Regions from separate parts of the Homo sapiens genome. Here region 1 is linked to region 2. Evidence: read pairs that join two places in POLR2A ChIA-PET (ENCODE). Cell type or tissue: K562. All regions are shown on one strand. Each heading gives the region's core, and the rest is flanking DNA. Links, peaks and the distances in the headings are about the cores only. Region 1 overlaps FAM135A (family with sequence similarity 135 member A). Region 2 overlaps SMAP1 (small ArfGAP 1).

What was found. Peaks named below come from ENCODE experiments on the same cell type or tissue, not always from the same donor. Only the 100,000 strongest peaks of a DNase experiment are listed, where the experiment ranks them.
Region 1: POLR2A ChIA-PET joins it to region 2 with 5 read pairs; 3 of 35 experiments call an interaction of 5 or more read pairs at or near these places.

The regions. Positions count from the first base shown.
Region 1 is chr6:70,471,211-70,480,975 of GRCh38, forward strand. FAM135A (family with sequence similarity 135 member A) reads left to right here. Exons shown (of 22, transcript NM_001162529.3): 6 at 4,200-4,339; 7 at 4,453-4,523; 8 at 5,949-6,122; 9 at 9,691-9,765. Among named protein-coding and RNA genes, the nearest start is that of FAM135A-AS1, 62 kb to the left of the region's middle. In K562, for the core only: no CTCF peak of the experiment used is centred there; no DNase peak of the experiment used is centred there.
Region 2 is chr6:70,667,904-70,677,668 of GRCh38, forward strand. It overlaps SMAP1 (small ArfGAP 1), which reads left to right. Exons shown (of 11, transcript NM_001044305.3): 1 at 1-238. The coding sequence starts at 121. Among named protein-coding and RNA genes, the nearest start is that of SMAP1, 4.9 kb to the left of the region's middle. RefSeq lists silencers at 1-161, 312-541, 662-721 and an enhancer at 8,969-9,538. In K562, for the core only: no CTCF peak of the experiment used is centred there; a DNase peak (open chromatin) is centred at 5,888.

The DNA of each region.
Region 1 (9,765 bases), core at 2,208-6,207, 200 kb before region 2:
TATGACAAAGCAAGGGTAACATATATCCTTAATAGATTATATGCAAGAGTGTATTATAATGATGGATCATAGGATTTAAGATGGGTAAGGAAAAAAGGAATTAAGAGAAAGTAAGGGGATAATGAAAAGGAGTAGGGTTCATGGAATCTACTCCTAAATGTGGTCAAAGGATTATTGAATTTGTGGTCTTAGAGGGTATGAACCAGAAAGACAGGTGGAAGTATGGGAGGAGAGGTTGATTGAAATTCACATTACAACAAACATTACACATGTTCTCACTTATGAGTGGGAGCTAAATAATGAGAACACATGAATACATCCGGGGGAATGACACACCCTGGGGCCTGTTGGAGGATAGGGGGTGGGAGGAGGGAGAGGATCAATCAGGAAGAATACCTAGTGGATGCTGGGCCTGATAACTGTGGGATGGGATGATCTGTGCAGCAAACCACCATGCACACATTTGCCAGTGTAACAAACCTGCACATCCTGCACATGTACCCTTGAACTTAAAAGTTGCAAATTTAAAAAAAGAAATTCAAATTACAGATGGATTGCAGTCATTGGTAATATAAAAGTCTGGAGAATGATCACAGGAGTGAGGAGCTGAGGAGGGTTAGAGAGCAAGAACGCTTAAAAAGAGGAGAAAAGGAACCCAGGAGATCAAAGATTAGGTTTACCTACATAGCTATTGAGTTCACCAACAGTTATGGCTAGACTAGTTTTTGAAAAAGTGATCTTAAATTAGGAAATAAAGCCTTCAAGAAATGAAGGCTTCCCAGGGTTTATAGAGTACAAAAATGAGCAGGATAGTGAGTGGTACTGTGCTGTCTGATCACAGGAGATTCAAAGCCAGTGGTATAAGTGGTTTTAGGGAGGAGAGACAAAGAGTGTCTCAAAGCATCAGTAAGCAACAAAGAAGCTCCAGACCCAGTGGTAGAAGTTATATGGAAGTATTGAGAGAGATGCAGCATCTTCAGGGAAGAGCAATAGAGAAACCTTTGTTTCTTCAGGCAGTGGATTCTCACCTCACGTTACCTGGGTGCTCTCAACAAAATTTACTTTCATTGAGGAGAATTTCTTTCCCTTCTCAGCTCTTCAACATACTCAGAAGTTGAGTTTCTGGTCTGCTTGGTTTCCCTTTAAGTATATGTTTCCCGAAGCATCTCAAACTTAAAGAAAAGTTGCAAGTACATTATAAAGAACTTTTTTTCCTGAACCATGTAAGAGTAATTTGCCAATATGATTGCTCCATCATCCCAAATATTTTAGTGCATTATTTTTTTCTAAAGAATATTCTCCTGCATAACCCCAATACATCCATCAAAATCAAGAAGCTAACACTGACACGTTACTGTCGTCTTATCCATAGCCCCATTCAGGTTTTGCTGGTTGTTCCAGTAAAGTCCTTTATAGCAAAATGATCCAGTTCCAAATCATATATTGTAATTAATTGTTATGTCTCTTTAGTCTCCTTCATCCTAGAACAGTTCCTCAGTCTCTTCTTGACTTTGATCACCCTGACACTTTTGTGGAGACTACAAACCTGTTATTTTTTAGAGTGTTCTTCAGTTTGCATGGGTTTACAATTTCGTCATGATTAGATTCATTTTATGTGTTTTTGACAGGAATATCTCAGAAGTGATGCTTGTTCTTCTTGTTACATCCTATTAGGTGATACGTGGTTTCTATTTGTCCAATTCCTAATAATGTTAACTTGGATCTCTTAATTAAGGTGCTCTCTTCCCAGCTTCTCCGCTGTAACATTACTCTTTTTCACTTTGCAATTAATGTCTCTTGTTTCTTAAACTTCAGATTTTTTCATTCACTTATTTATTTATATCAGTATGGACTTACAGATTTCTGTTTACTCAATGGATGTTAATCTATTACTGTCATAATTTATTTTGATGTTCACTTTGTCCCAGATATGGCCGGGGCATTCTCTTCCAGCTAGCTTCTATGCCCTTTTGTTGTGTCCCCACATTCTCTAATCACTTCCTTACTTTCTGGTATAAAAAAGATGGTCCAGATTTGTCTGTGCGCCAGCTTTGGAACCAACCATTTCTACAAAGCTGTGGATCCTTTTAGTGGAGGATAGTACTAAAGACTAACATTTGTGGTTGTGCTACTCCCAGGCCATTTGAGTGGACAAAGATAGTAAGTACATTATATACACCATACACTTACACATACATATGCAAATTTACATGTCTTTATCTAAATATCTGATGAAAACCATAAGTTCATATCAGTACTCTCAGTTTCAATCCAGTACCATGGGATTCATTCTGTATTTGTGTCTCCTTTCCATATGTGTACATCCTTTCCCTGATAGGTAAGGAAACTGGCTCCCCTTATCCTTTAATATATTTCCTTATTTGATCAGTCCCTTATATGTGCCAATCTCCTGTCACTGCTTCTTCTCCCACACAGATGGTCTCCTTGAACTAGTTGGGCTTCACCTTATGCAAGGTCACTCCCTTATGTGGACCTCCTCCTTACCCCACTTGACCTCAGTAAGGCCTTGTGCCAGGAGTTCCTTTTCCTCACTTCACTTGGATTCCAGTAGTGTGTCAAGCTGCTGCTGCTGCCCACCGCCTTCTTGACTCCCACCCCCATATGAAGTCTTTTTATCCCTTTCAGATTCCTACACACCCTGTACCAGGCTGCTCCTCTGTAAAGACGCTCTCTCCATCTAACTTGTGTTCCAACCCCCCAGCCTGAGGTGCCTTCCCTTGTGGTTGCCCTGTTCATCCTGCTTGGGCTCCCAATACCTTACTCAAAGTCACCGCTGCACTTAGATTGCCTCCTCATCCTGCTCAGGTTCTGACACTTTACTCTTGGCTGCCCTCCTCACTCCACACAGGCTTTGACATCAGGCCACCACCCCATGTGGATTTCATATGGGCGTTTGGACCCTGTGCTCCCTGGCCTGCAGAGGCTCCCTGCCTTTGACTGACATCCACCAGCTTATGTTGACATCCTCATGACTCCAGTTGGAGTCTTATATCCCATTTTGAGCTCCAAACCCACCTTGATCTCTAGTTTCTTTTTCTTTTTCTTTTTCTTTTTTTTCTCTAGTTTCAATTGTTATTTCTGGAGCACAGGGTAATAAGATCATAACAGCAGGTAGGCTGTTGGAGTGACATCAATGACCCAGAGATAAAAACCAAACTTCAAATGGTAAGGACATAGTCCTCCACAAGACTCCCCTCACGTCAGCCATGAGTTTAGTGGTCTGCAAGCTACCCACAGCTGTGAAGAGCTGGCTACAAATCTGGGGGTTCCCATTATTCCCTCATGTTTGATAATTCAGTAGAACAACTCACCAAACTCAGCATAGTGCTGTACTTATTATTACAGCTTTATTACAGCAAAAGGATTCAAATCAGAATCTGTATAGGGATGATCTGAGAGGGTCCCAGATGTGAAGCTTCCGTTGTTTTCTCCCCATTAAGTAAGGACGCATTAACTTTCCTCCTCTCGAACATCCAGTATGTGATGATATGCGGAGTATTACCAACCAGGGAAGCTCACTCAAACTTCAATGTTCAGAATTTTTATTGATGTTTCCTTATGTAAGCATGACTGACTGAATCATCGCCCATGTCGCTCAGTCTTTAGCTATTCTCCCCTCTCTGGATATTGAGGTTATATCACTAGGCTCAAAGCGCAACTCTCTAATCACATGGCTGGTCTTAGTGATGTGGCCAGCCCCCATCCTGAGTCATCTCTTTAGCATAAACTAGGGGCCACCAAGGATTTAGAGGCTACTTCTCAGAAACTGGAGACAAAGGCCAGCCAAATTCTTTATTCCAAGTGTTTAGAGCTGAACTCCTAGCAACCAGTACAAAGGCCAACCAAATTCTTTACTATTCAGCTATGGAAAACTAAATTGCTTTCCTAAATGTGGTATACAGATCAGTTGTTCACTCTAAAATTTCTGCTTCGATATTTCCTCATTTACCTTTCAGATTAAGATGTCATGCAGTAATTTTACAATGCTCATAATGTACTTATTTATTTTCTAATCATAGAAATAAGTAAACTTTCAGAAATGTTCCAATACTGCAGTATAAATTGATAATGACACTATAGTAATATAATCAAACATACAGTATTTTAAAGTACAAGTGTTAATTTGCTTGTGTTATATTTTACTTTTATCTGTCAATTACATATCTTATCTGTTTTAGGTATGACTTTAGCCTTTCCAGCCTCAGTTCATGATTCTCTAATTTGCAGTAAAACATTTCAAATTTTGTACAAAAATGAAGAGGTTGTTTTAAATGATGTTATGATCTTCAAAGTAAAAATGCTATTGGATGAAAGAAAGGTAAACATCTCTTCATATTTATTTATGTAAATATTTTTTGTAATGCCTCAAGATGTTATTTCTAACTTTCTATAAAATTTCAAAAAGTATCTCATAGTGTAATTTCTTTTCAGATTGAAGAAACCCTTGAGGAAATGAATTTTCTATTATCCTTGGATCTACACTTCACAGATGGAGATTATTCGTAAGTAGCTAATCAATTAAAAAACCTTTAGGCACTTATGACTGTTATTTGTTATTATTAGATTGCCCATTTTCCTCTTAAAATTCATCCTATCCCTATCTTGTCTTGAACTACTTGTGTTTTCTGGGGAAACTTCATGAGAATGATTAGGCCAGCTCTATTGTGCCCATGCCGAATCCATGAGCTCCAGATAACAAAACCAGACAAGTTAAAGAAATATGGAACAATTTTTCCTAGCTCCTAGAAATTGCACTGTTAATGTAATACCACTACCGTGAGGCATTTAAATGTAAATGAGCTCTTTTCCACTGTATCACTGGCTAATCTTTCTTGATGGCATCAGTTATGCTTTCTTTAGGTAGGACTTTGTTGATATTCTGAGAGTTATCAAGACTGACGATGTGCACTTGACAGTTGTTCTAGTTCATTAATTTCCAGAGCCCTTGAGGAAGTTTTAGGATTGGCTACCTCCAACTTACCCACATACCTGGACATGCAGTCATATGTTTTAGGAACAAATTTTGCTTGTGTTCATTTAAAACAAGAATCAGAGATTCACTTAACAATTGTATTTATGCAGGGTTTTTTCCCCCATCTCAAATGTAGTTTTAGCAATAATTCTCAAAAATGATATATAAATTCAGACTGCATGTGGGATAAGTAACTAAAAAGTCACATTACTGAAAGGCCTACTTTAGATGTCCTCTTCACTATATGGTAGCTACTGTTCCTCTGTAATACTTGTTCATTACAAAGAATTTTGTAAAGTCTTTTTTTTTTCACCAAGTCAGAATTATTTAAGTGGAATAAGCTGAAATGAGTAGGTAGTTCATTACCTGTAGATTGTTAAAATGGATGGATGGAATTTTTTTAAGTATAATTGGATATAATTTTCATGGCATTGTTTCACATTTTTAGTGTGTATAAATCTAATGATATACTAAATATCTACAATAAGATATGTTTTACTTTTTAAAATAAGCAATGGCCTGCTTATTTTTGAGTAGCACTTAATAAAATTTTGTAGAGTAAAAGTAATTTGAAATATCCTTTGGGATTTATTATAATAGTATTTGACCTATGTTGTACTGCAGCCTTGTAATAAACAGTATTCTCTATGGGGTAAAATTTTAAGATGAGATTAATTCCTGAAGTATCAAAAAGGATTCATTTTATAGGGATATTAGTGAAAAAATAGTTCATATCATGGACTGATAGAAAACAATAATAGGTGGGATCTGATTATTTTCTCAATTGGTATGTTTCATATTGCTTCTAATGCAACTTTGATGCTTTAAAAATTACTCTTATTCGAAATTTTTAAAAAGTAATTAAGTAAATAGTTTTTATAGTTTCAACTACTTTATAATATATTGGCGTTTACTAAATGTTTCATACTTACATGCTAAGTGTTCCTTTTTACAGGGCAGATGATCTGAATGCCTTGCAACTAATAAGTAGCCGAACATTGAAGCTGCACTTTAGCCCCCATAGAGGCCTTCATCATCATGTTAATGTTATGTTTGATTACTTCCACCTTTCTGTTGTGTCTGTTACAGTTCATGCATCATTGGTTGCACTACACCAGCCACTAATAAGGTAAATTTGACTAATATTTTTGTATTAAGCCATTCTTACACTGCAATAAAGAAATACCTGAGACTGGTCAATTTATAAATAAAAGAGGTTTAATTGGGTCATGGTTCTTCAGGCTGTACAGGAAGCATGATGCTGGCATCTGCTTAACTTCTGGGGAGGCCTCAGGAAACTTATAATCATGGCAGAAATCAAAGGGGGAGCAGGCATCTCACATGGCCAGAGCAGGAGCAAAAGAGTCAGGAGGAGTTGCTACACACTTTTAAATAACTAGATCTCATGAGAACTCACTCACTATCATGAGGACAGTATCAAGAGGAATGGTACTAAACCATTCGTGAGAAATCTGTCCCCCTGATCTAATCACCTCCCACCAGGCCCCATTCCAACATTGAGGATTACAATTCAACATGAGAGCCTTATTAATGTAGCATTTTTTTATTTTTATAGTGAAAACGTGTACTTTGCTAAAGATAACTGAAATAATGACTTTTAAAATTTATAATAAAATTCAAGAGTATGGGAAACATTGGCTTGATAACTTTTTTATTACAGAAATATGAAGCCATCTTTGTCAATCCCAAATAAGTTAACAAAGAAAAAATACCATCTGGAAATAACCACACAACATTGTTTATTCTGTACCTATGTTTTGTGCAATGTTAAACTATAATTACTCTGGAAAAGTATGTGAATTTTTTCTTATTTTTTCTTTGCCTCTTATCCAGATAGGCTAATTTTATCTTCTTAACTGTACATCATACAGTGATACTTGCTTTCCAAGTCATTAACCAATTTTATGAATTTTTACTCAACCTTTTAAAACTATATCATGTACCATTAGTTCAAAGGTATATAATATTCTGGATCATAATAAATGCATTGAGATAATTATTTTTTTCTGTTCACTTCCATGGGTAGACAGATTTCTTTCATTAAAGTAAAAATACAATGCAAGGTCTTCAGTTTTTACAACATCATCCTTGTAGTATGGGCAGCAGATGGATGCTTCAAATCAGTAAATTATATGAAAGTCTCCAATTTTATTTGATTTCTAAACTATCTACAATTTCTGATGTACATCTGATTCTGACAAATGATATTGGGATGATGCTTAAGGGATATGATGGTAAACTGATTTATCAGAAAACTAAGTAAATCATTTTGCAAAATTACCCTCAGAATTTATGGAAGCCCAACACAATTTAACATATTGACCACAGGTAATAACCTCCTATGGCATATCTTTACATTGTTTTAAAAACTAATTGAAAACATCTTTCATTCTGTTGCTCTCTCATCTCTTACATGTAGATCACCTTGACCTAGTTCCTTTTAGAGCACCAGGCCAGGAAGACATATATTTCTCCTGATGACTTGTTTTGCCTTCTTTATTCTATAGAAAGATCTGTAACTGGTAGTTTTGCTGTCTTTTTCTTACCTCCTAGGCCTTTGAGAGGTCGTGCTAAGTTATTATAGCTTTTATAAGCAGGAAGGTGTTTTTTTATTACATACATAATTTTATTATAAACTTAAAATTTTTTTGGAAGATTTTCTGAAATAGAATGTGTGAATGAAACTTTTCTAACAAAGTGTGTTTTTTGAAATATAACTTTTAAATAATATACAGTATTGCTTTTATATGATTTTGTGTTTGGTTTTAATGCTAAATGTTTATCTGTTTATAAAATGTATTACTCTAGTTTTCTAAATCTCTTCTTTTTGTAGTTTTAAGAAGAACCCCTAATTAAATTGTTTTAACTATTTCTTTTTAAGATTTACCAAGATTATCTTCATAAAACTAGCTGTGTTTCTTTCCTGCAAAATGCACAAACAATTCATAGGAGGTTAGCTCAGGTTATTAATGTTAGTTTTTAAGGCCCTAATTAAACAGAGTAGATATTCACATCACCATCGTAGTGAGTTAAATACGTGCTTCCTCTTGCAACGCAGCAATTTTTGCCACAGACTAATAGGAGAAAGGGGCAGCTCATCTCCTAGAGACCATTTACTGGAAGAAGAAATTTTTGGCTCAGAATCAGAAGCCAGGAGGATTAACTGTTGGCTCTGGTTAGTGACTAGAAAAGAAAACAATATGCCTGTAACAGCTGAGGTTGCTGTTCTTTATCTAGCTGCCATGGGCCCTTATATCTAACACTGTTGCTGCTAGAACTTCGCTGTAAAAGCAGCAGCATCTTTACCAGCCTTTCTCTACCTATAAATGAAAGGTTGGAAAAGGAAAGCAAGGAAAGGGGAAGGGGAAGCTTTTTGCTGGTGGTGTGTTGATAAAGGGGTCATGTCTAAGGGTAACATTTCCTACTCTATATTCTTCAACAGGTTTTTCCTGAAGTTTTATTATTGGTGGGTTTTTTTATCCTCCAATCATTGAAAAATTTTTAATTTATAACATTATCTTTTAAATTTTCATTTTTATTTAAAACAATTTTTATGGTCAATGCAATCTATAGACGTTATATCAGTTACTTAAAGTAAGTGGCTTAGGATTTCTTTCTTTGCTTGCTTTTTATTTGAACTGTTTCTTATATTTGAATTTTTTAAGTACAACTTTTATGACAACTCTGAAAAACACATTGTATGAAGTGGAATTTACCACTTATTTGAGACTCCCTTCTTTGCTGGGATATAGACATTTTACTTTTGCAAAGCAAATGGATTTTGCAAGCAAAACCTGCACTCTGCTTATGGCAACATTATTTTTCTTTTCTGTCTTTTCCCTTTTGCCAAACTATCGAACAGTTCAAATGCTTTGGCCTACTTTATCTCAAATATAATTGTGTATGATTTTTCAACAGTTTAACAGAAATATGCTTCTTCCTCTATGGAATATAAATGTTAATACTAACAGAAGTAATTCATATAGTATGTAATTGATGGTGCCTTGAAGCTGGAGGCTGGAGGATTGCTTGAGGCCAGGAGTTTGAGACTAGCCTAAGCAACATAGCAAGACCTCACCTCTACAAAAAATAAAAATTAGCCAAGCATGGTGGCACATGACTGTAGTTCTAGCTGCTAGGGACTTGAATAATAAAAATTATTTTAATAGAGCTTATAGCCTTTTAGTAAAGAGAATTAAGGGAAATAAATTTATTTTTGAGAAATAGAGGCATCAGGTAGATTTAGTAATTTTTCTTTTTCTACATTTACATGGGAGCTCTTTATTTCTGGGAATAGCATTCATATTTCATTAAGTGTTAACACTGTAAATTTGGTAACCAGTTCTGACATCAGGATTTCCAAATTCAAGCTTGGCTTTCATTTGTTGTTTAGCTACTCTAAATCCCACCATGTTTTATCTTTGATGTTCTTTGAGACTTCCAGAAGTCTAATTATAGCAAGCAATGTCAAACATCTAGCCCTAATTTTTTAACATTCATTTTATTTTTTCATGATTATTCAAATTATTTTTTAAAATTACTTTAGGAGTACTTTTGAACTTATAAACTTGCAAAACCCTTGCTGTTCTATTCCTGTAAGATTTTCCTTTGTAAATATTTAACTTACATTCAAATAGACTCGTATGACAATAATAATGTAATACTTCTTCCTCCAGCTTTCCTCGCCCTGTGAAGACAACTTGGTTAAATAGAAATGCACCAGCACAAAACAAAGATTCCGTGATTCCTAC
Region 2 (9,765 bases), core at 3,911-7,910:
CCGCTTCCTGGGCTGAGTCCGCCCGCGGTCCCGGCGGCGCCAGGTGCGTTCACTCTGCCCGGCTCCAGCCAGCGTCCGCCGCCGCCGTAGCTGCCCCAGGCTCCCCGCCCCGCTGCCGAGATGGCGACGCGCTCCTGTCGGGAGAAGGCTCAGAAGCTGAACGAGCAGCACCAGCTCATCCTATCCAAGCTTCTGAGGGAGGAGGACAACAAGTACTGCGCCGACTGCGAGGCCAAAGGTAGCTTGGACGTCGTCGCTGCCCACGGTCGGGGCCTCTTGCGACCGGTGACCTTCCCGCCGCTGCGGCGCTCGGGGCCCGAGCGGACGCCTCGGCTTCGCTGGCCGGCTCCTGCCCTGACTGGAGGGCGGGTGGCTGAGCGGGCGGGCGCGGGGCTCCTGTCGACCCTCAAGTCCGCCAGAGGCGGCGGCGAGGTCAGGCCCGCAGGCCCTGTCAGTGGCCCCAGCCTCCCCTCCTCCCAGACACGGGTTTGAGCAGGTGCCAGGGTAGCGATGCTCGGACCCTCCACAGGGCTGGGGGTAGGAGCGAGGCTGGGAGCGCGGAACCGGGCACGGGTCTGGGCAGAGCTTAGGGTTAGAGAGTTGCCCTCCTAGCTCTGCTCATAGCTATCTCTGTGGGTGGGGCCGCGCTTAGGTCTGGATCCCCTCCTCTACCCTCCGGTGTGACCACGTCCTCCCACTCCGGGCTCGGATTCTTGGTCTCCTAGATGGAGCCCTACCTGCCTGCCCACCTGACAGCTTTTGTACAAGGCTTTTATCTCTGCTTCCTGAAAAAGAGTATGGTGGTCTTTTTCGGTGGGTTTGAGTTTTACGGAATAAATTAATTGGAGAAAGGTCTTTATTAGTAGTAGTATTGTTTTTTAGTCTGGTTATTAGCCAGAATGAAGAGGAATTTCATTACATGAGTCTCTTGGAGGACGGTGGGTTTGTATTTCTGAAGATTTTAGTAATTAGGTTTTCTCTGACCAGCTAGTTTGGGAGAATATGTGGACACTGATTTGTGTACCTCATAAATGCTGAAGGTTCATTTTAAAGATCTAGAGATGGAAAAAACCTAATTTTAGTTTTTTCGGTTGGAGGGCTTCTGCCTCAGCCTTTGAAACAGATATACTATTTTTAGCTGCTATGTTTTGTGTTTGGAGATCTGATTTATGTTTAATGTCTTGTAAGTAATCTCAAGGGAAATATTTCTTTTTTTTTTAAAGAAATGTCTTGTGTAGTTAAGAAAAGATCGTGTATATTTTTAATTGGTTTATTTCGTTATTGGGTGAGAAATAGGGTAGTTCTCTAAAGCAGGAGACAGTCTCTTTGGGGAATGTCCTTTAAGATTTCTGTGTTATTTGACTTAGACTTTTCCTGAAGCTTTACTGTTCTATCTCAATACTATATAAATGAGTCACATTTCAGTAGGCTGATAATATTTGACTAGACTGAGCCACACAGCATCAGCAGGTTACTTCACTGTCGTAACAGGTACTGAATTACTAGAAGAATCATGCGGGAATACTGTAACTAGATTATTTTTATGAAGCACTTTTCAATATAGTAACTTGATTGAGTCAAGATTATATTTATCCTATGTAACCTTTTCAGGTGATGAGTTTTTACAAAGTCCGTGCCTGGTTCTTGTAATACTTGTTTTCCTAGTAACTTGATTGTGTGTGGTTATTTGGGAGTTCTGCACTGTGTTTAGGCTCAGTTGCTTGCTCATTGACTGCACTAGCAAAACACTGAAAAATGGTCCTTTAAAAGGCCAAGAAGAAGAAAGAAGCTGAAGCTAAATAGTACACATTTTGTCATTTTGAGTAATAACATGGTTAAGTAGAGATGCTGGTAAATATTAAATCTGTTCATTAAAAGTCGAATAGTAACAGTTTCAGAATTAACCTTCCTTCATCTACAGACTTTATTAAAAATAATTTAATTTTTGTTCAAATTTCTGTCTCCAAAAAAGTACTTTATAAAATCAGATTTTCACTAATGCTTTCTAAAATAATACAGATTTTTAAAAGCCATTATTAACCATGTTAACTTTTTTTTTTTTTATTTACTCTTTTGAGGTGGGGAGAAGAGAATCATGTACTTCTTAAATTAGGATCAAAAGTTTTACTTCTTTGGACCTGAAGAATAGGAAGTATTCGTTTTGCTCAGTGTTTGTATTGCCACGGAAATCAGTAGATATATATTGAATGAATGTCTTTTGTATTTTGGTTTTGTCTGGCCTTTTGTTGGTTTACTTGTTTTGAGAAGTGAAGGAAGTGGGAGAGAAGAGAATGGTATCAAGAGTACAAGGGTGCAGCTTGAAGGGCATGAACTCCACAGTATAATTTACAAGGATTATTTTTTTCTTGTTGCTACTAAATCTAGAAGAATATTAAAATGATCTTGTAAATAATTTCATTGTTTTATCTTGATCTTTCAGGCAAAAAATCACAGGTAAGGCCACTTATTGATTTAATTAGACTTGATTTCATGGTTGTAATAATTGAAAAATTCGACATGATAGAGCAATTGATGTAAATATATTTTCACAGTTTTTGAGTATTTGGTAAGGTTGAAGTACATTATGGAGGCTTTTTTAGTAGAATTCTTGGCTTGTTACATGATTTTGGATCTATATGCTAGGATGACATAATAAATATAGTACTTTTAAAAGATATGTTAAAGGTCTTACTCTACAGCTCAGTTACTAAGAAGTTTCATTCTGTGTATGTATTGATGTTTTCTTCACTGTCTAGTAAATTGCATCAAACTTTTCATGTACTGTATTTCAAAGTTATTTCCTAGTTAACTCAATTTTCTTTCTTTCAAAGAAGCTTCTTCCACTGATCTTTGAGAATATGTACCAAAACTAAAGCTTAGGATTTGAGGTGCCTGTATTATCTTGCCTTATCATAGTTGGTAGAGGTATGTCAATTGGGTTTTGACATTTTCTTACTGAATCACCAGCTGTGTTTCCTGGATTGACAGTATTTAGGAAGCAACGAAGGAGAAAAGGATGGCATAGGCGCCAGTTTCCTGCTCTTGATCCTGCTCTTACCAAATCTGTTGAACAACTGGAGAATTTAAGAACAGGCAGATGGAACTACTCCTCCTCTCTCCTAGCTGCATTCATGACTCAGTGGGAGTTTAAAGCAGCTCTTGTTGGTTATTAGTTGGTGGCACTTTAGGGAGCAGTGAGGACTGGGAATGCCTTGCCAGCTTCAAGTTTAGTTTTCAGTATTTAAAGTGTTATCTACAGGTAATTCTAGCTTTGATTTTTGTTTTTTTTTTTCACTTCTCTATTCTTTCACATGCTCTGAATAGGGCATCTTGTGTTGGACATCAGGAGTAGCCTGAACTTGGCTGAGTAGGGCTCCTAGAAAACATCGCTGGGCTTGGCAGGTACCACATTGACATGTCCCATGCTTGTTAATGTATATTTCTGAGATTTTAAAAGTGCATTCAAGACCAGCCTGGCCAACATAGTGAAACCCCGTCTCCACTAAAAATACAAAAACCATTAGCCAGGCATGGTGGCAGGCACCTGTAATCCCTACGTGGGAGGCGGAGGCAAGAGAATTGCTTGAACCTGGGAGGCGGAGAGGCGGAGGTTGCAGTGAGCCGAGATCGCGCCACTGTACTCCAGCCTGGGTGACAGAACAAGACTCCGTCTCAGGGAAAAACAAAAACAAAAACAAAACATATAGATAAAATTCACATTGAGCGGTTTCTTCCCACTATCCCCTCTCCCCAGCCCTTGGCAGACACTATTGCATGTTCTATCTCTGTAGGTTTGGCTGTTCTGGATATTTAATATAATACAACATATGAACTTTTGTTTCTGACTTTGACTTCATATGTTTTCAAAGTTCATTCATTTTGTAGCATGTGTCGGTACCTCACTCCTTTTATGGCTGAATAATATTCCATTGTATGGATAGACCACAATTTATCCGTCTATTGATGAACATTTGGTCTGTTTCCATCTTTTGCTAGGTTTGATTTTGAGCATGTTTAAATTGGTATGAAAGTGAGTCTCTTGCCCATTCAATTTTGGGTAGTCAGAAACATAAGGTTTTTTAACTCTAGAGATTGTTTTGTTTAGCCTGTCTGATATTGAGAGGGTAAGCTCATTGCTGAGATCAAACACTCGTTTCTTTGTTCCGCAGATCTTGACTTGAAGACACACTGTTAGATATTGTATTAGGTAAGAGAGCTAAAAAAATTTGTAAGACCTAAAGGAGTTTGTTTAGTGTGGGTTGTGTTTTTGCAAATAAATGATTCTAAAACGATGTGCTAAGTGCTTGTAATAATGGTTTTAAGAAATAACTACCTCTATACTTATTTTGGGCTGTTGTTCCCCTTGCACCTTGACTTTTGCCCATTGGTGGTCTTTACAGTTCCTAGAATGCTGTTTCAAGACCTTTGCACGTGCTGTTCTTCTGCCTGGGAAGCTTTCTAACAAGTTTTTGCCTGCTCAGCTTTTGCTCATCTTTCAATTCCTGCTTAAATGTCTTTTCAAGGGAAATAATTCTCCTTGATCCTCTGAGATTAGGTTAGGCTTCCGTTTATACATAAAAGACAACACCCTGAATCTTTTATTGCACTTATCACAATTGTAATTAAACATTATTTAGGTAATTATGGGGTACACTGTATCCCTGCTGGATTATAGCTGTAAGAGAGGAGACCTTGTTTATCTTGGTTAGGGTAGTATCCCCAGTTTTCAGGACATGTGGTAGGCAAATGTAACTTAGCAAATATTTTTTGAATGAATGAATGTGTGAATGAATGAGCACAGAGCCCCTGGCAGGCAGCAGGGTGTGTGAAAGGGAGTGCACCTGTGAAAGGGAGTGGCATGTGGAGTGACCCTGTTGGGACCAGTCACAGAAGGAGTCTTCATTTGAGCTAGGTTCTGAAGGTGGAGTGGGATTTCATCAGATAGAGAAGGAATTAAAGGACACAGCTGCACACACACATGTACCAGTATGAAAGAACAGAAGAAGTTTCCATACGGCCCTTACTAGATAAGCTTTCTTTAAGCATGATCAGTTTTGGTAGTCTCAGGTCAGAGGAAGAACTGGGATAGTGAGGATTGCAGGCAAATCCTGAGTTAGGAGATGTTGAACAGTGGTCCAAGAAGAGGGCAAGAGGACCTAAATTCACACAATGTCAATATATAAGTCAGGGTATAGAGCAGGAAAGAGATCCACTGTAGCTATTTTCAGGAATCAGGTACTTACCAAGTCATTGGAAGGGCTGGAGGAGGGAAAGTCAGGGAGCCACTGCTGAACTGCTTTCAAGGCCACACATACCACCACTGCTACCGCTGCCCCACTGTCATAACTGCTTCTCACCCAGGAGACTGGTATGCTGATGGGGGCATAAGGCCTATGGAGCTGCAACCACTTAGTGTCTGTAGACGTTTTTTGTTAGTTGCCCTTTCTGTAGGAATGTGGCCTCTGTCCCACTTGTGCTTTCCATGTGCAGATAATTGGCAGATCCTAATTATGTCCAATACCTTGCCTTCAAGGGAGTCTTTTAGCTTTCTAACTTTTTCAAAAAGTAGAAACGTGTAGAGCCCATTTGATTGCAAGAGCCAATCCAAGAGTTCATGTTTTTCATTAAGTCTTTGATATTTTAGAGTTGTTACTTTTAAAGTGTAGTAATATTTACTAAAAAGTAAAGTTCACCTTGGGGAACTGGTGTTTATTATGATGTTGATGCTTATAGGACAAATTTATATAAGTGAAAGTCTGATTATAATTCACCTAAAGAAATTTGCCAATCTAAAAGTTTCCTCAAAATGTGAAACTTCAGTCTGATGGGTCTGTTGTTCTTGTAATTCTGCTGATCTCGAGGTTTTTCCTGATTGGGCAGAGCCCTGGTATCAGAGCTGAGATGGAAATCATTGGTCTCTGACTCATCAGTTTAAAACTTGGGCTGCATGTTGTCTCCCCTCCTTTTGTTCTTCACAGTTCTTCTTTGTCTTTTTTGTTTGTTTGTTTGTTTGTTTAAGATAAAACTTTCAGTACTTGACTTCATTAATTAAGGAGGCTTACATCTCCTAAATTGTTGCTGTACAAGATATATATATATATCTTTCTCCACCTTTATTAACCTATAACAGACTTGAATCCATGCTCTCTTTAAGGCAAAGTAGAATGTTTAAAACGATATACTTTATAAACTCAAAAAAGTGCTTTGGCATTTTTTTTTTCTTTTTTTTTCTTTTTGGTACAGGGTCTCACTCTGTCGCTGGGCTGGAGTGCGATGTAGGCTCTCTGCAACCTCTCCCTCCTTGGTTCAAGCAATCCTCCCACCTCAGCCTCTCAAGTAGCTGGGGCTACAGATGTGTGCGACCATGCCTACCTAATTTTTGTATTTTTTGTAGAGACCACGTTTCGTCATGTTGCCCAGGCTAGTCTTGAACTCCTGGGTTCGAGTGATCTGCCTCCCTCAGTCTCCCAAAGTGCTGTGATTACAGGTGTGAGCCACCACACCCAGCCCCTTTTGCTTATTTCAAACGCTTCTACTAATCGTCTTTTCACGGATTAGAATTAAGCCATTTTAGTTCAGTTTCTCAATTTTCTCAATGAAAGAAGATCAAAGAAACTTGGAGGCCATTTTGTAGTTATTATCAGAAGAGTTGACCGCCTTACATTCTTACCACTGTAAAGAGTTGATTTAACAGACATTTAATTTTGTTGATAAATCAATATTTTCTGGGCACTAAAAAGATTAAGTACTACGTTAGATACTACTGTGTGTGTTAAAAAAGTTTTGGATGCCGGGTGCAGTGGTTCATGCCTGTAATTTCAGCACTTTGGGAGGCTGAGGCAGGTGGATCATCTGAGGCCAGGAGTTTGAGGCCACCCCTGGCCAACATGGCAAAACCCTGTCTCCACTAAAAATACTAAAATTAGCCAGGTGCAGTGGCACATGCCTGTAGTCCCAGCTACTCGGGAGACTGAGGCAGGAGAATTGCTTGAACCCTGGAGGCGGAGGTTGCAGTGAGCCGAGATGGCGCCACTGCACTCCATCCAGCCTGGGCGACAGAGTGGGACTCCATCTCAAAAAAACAAAAACAAAAAGTTTTGGATATAGTTGTCTACAAGCTAGTTAGAGATCTCAGTAGACATGAAACAATTACCAGTTAACTTCTAATCTATGTTTACATTGGTAGATTCATTAGAAGTTTAGAGATAGGGTAGCTCCATTGTGACCTGGAGAATGTTAAAAAAAAAAAAAAAGCAAATAATAACATTACATATATACTCACAAATTATATAGTGTTTTTTTTTTTTTTTTTTTTTTTTTTACCAGAGATGATGTACTTCACACTTTACATATACTAACTCATATAATCTTCAAAACAACCTTTGAGGTAGGTAATATTATTACCCAGGTACACAGAACTTAAAGTAGTGGAGCCAGAAATTTTTTCATTAAAAAAATTTTAGGAGGCCTGGAGCAGTGGTGTACACCTGTAATCCCAGCATGTTGGGAGGCCGAGGTGGGTGGATCACCTGAGGTCAGGCGTTTGAGACCAGCCTGCCCAACATAGTGAAACCCCATCTCTATTAAAAATACAAAAATTAGTTGGGTGTGGTGGTGCACTCCTGTAATCCCAGCTACTGGGGAGGCTGAGACAGGAGAATCACTTGAAACCGGAATGCGGAGCTTACAGTGAGCCAAGATCGTGCCATTGCACTATAGCCTGGGCAACAGAGCGAGACTCCATCTCAAAAAAAAAAAAAAAAGAAAAAAACAACTTGGAGGGGAGTGACTGGCACTTTCTTAGGACCTGGGGATTAGCAGGGGATAGGTAGATAAGGTTCATGCTCAAAAGGATCTGTTAGTCATTGGTGTGGAGAAAAGAGTTAACAAAGCAGGCCTTGCGGTGGTTGGCTGACATCTGAGGGGAATCTTGGGGATGGTCCCACCACCCTAAGTGATGAGTCTGTCATTGTGCCTAAGTTGTTTGTATAATAAATATGGTTTATGTTGAATATCTGCTTTTCTTCTGGGATTCTGGAATTGGCATATGTGCCAGCCAGGGTTACCTACATGACCAGTCTCCCTAATAACCTTTGGCACTGAGTCTCTGATGAGCATCCCTGGTTGGCATCATTTTACATGTGTGGTCACAGCTCACTGCTGGGAGAATTAAGTGTGTTCATTGCAACTCAACTGGAAGGGAGCACCCGGACGCTTGCTCCTAATTTCCCCTGGACTTTTTGTGCCTTTCTCCTTTGCTGATTGTGCTTAGTATCTTTTTGCTATAATAAATCATAACGATGAGTACAACTGTATATTGAATCTTTTGAATCTTCTTAGCAAATTACTGAACATGAGGGTGGTCTTGGGGAACTCAAAGCATAATTGGTAATATATATTTTCTTCCAGTATATTATACAGGACATGTTGGAGCCTCAGTATATCTGTGCTGGCTCTATAACCTAGCCTGCTAATAAGGGTACAGTCTGGAGGAGCAAGGATGAACATTAGAGGCTTTTATAACCTGGGGAAATTGTGATTTTATTGAGATGAGATAGGGGTGGGAATCTGAACTGTAGAGTCAGGATTTGAGCCCGGGAGATATAGTCTGTGCTGTTAACTATGTTTGATGGTATGATAGATAAAACACCTGTTTTTGTTGTAGAAATTTGTGATGTAAGAGATTGTTGTTGGGAAGACTGTCACCTTCGGCTAACTTAAGGTTTTTCTCAGATTATTGCCAAATGTGTTCAAATGTGGACAATATCTTCATTTTAGTTTCCCTCCTTGCATTTAATAGCAGAACCACCATAACTTCAAAATACCAGTTTAAACAAATTGGAATTTTTGTCTCATCACTAAAGTTTATTTTATTTATTTATTTTTTCCTTGTTATAGAGACAGGGTCTCATGCTGTTGCCCAGGCTGGGGTGCAGTGGCGTGATCATAGCCCATTGCGGCCTCTAACTTCTGGGCTCAAGTGATCCACCTGCCACAGCCTCCCAAGTAGCTGGGACTACAGGCTTGTCACCATGTATGGCTAATTTAAAAAAAATTTTTTTGTTGGGTGTGGTGGGGAGGGGCCTTGCTATGTTGTTTGGGCTTTCAAACTCATGGCCTCAAGCAATCCTCTTGCCTAGGCCTCCTGAAGTGCTAGGATTAGAGGTGTGAGCCACCTCACCTTGCGTAAACTTTATTTTAGAAACTTACTGAGTCCACAGATAAGTGCTTTAGTGTTTTTCTTTGTTTTTTGTTTTGTCTTCATATATATATATAATTTTTTTTTTTTTTTTTGCTATATCCTTAGGTCAGATACTGGTCATCTACCTGGGCTTTTTAAACCATAGAAACAGCATGATAGAATTGAAAGAACACTAGCTTGGTTGAGCAAAGCTAGGATTCAGTCCAAGCTTTGCCTCTGACTTGCTTAGTGACCAGTTGTCCTTGTTCTCTTTAATCCTTATTGCAAAGATTTATTTCAACCTTGTATGGTCTGTGTTCTTTCTTGAATCCCATACCTTGTCACTTCTTTTTTTTTTTTTTTTTTTTTTTTTTTTGAGGTGGAGTGCCAGTGGCTCGATCTCGGCTCATTGCAAACTCTGCCTGCCGGGTTGATGCCATTCTTCTGCCTCAGCCTCCCGAGGAGCTGGTACTACAGGCGCCCGCCACCGCGCCCAGCTAATTTTTTGTATTTTTAGTAGAGACGGGGTTTCGCCGCATACCTTGTGACTTCTATGTCAGTGTTTACTATTATTATTAAAAAAT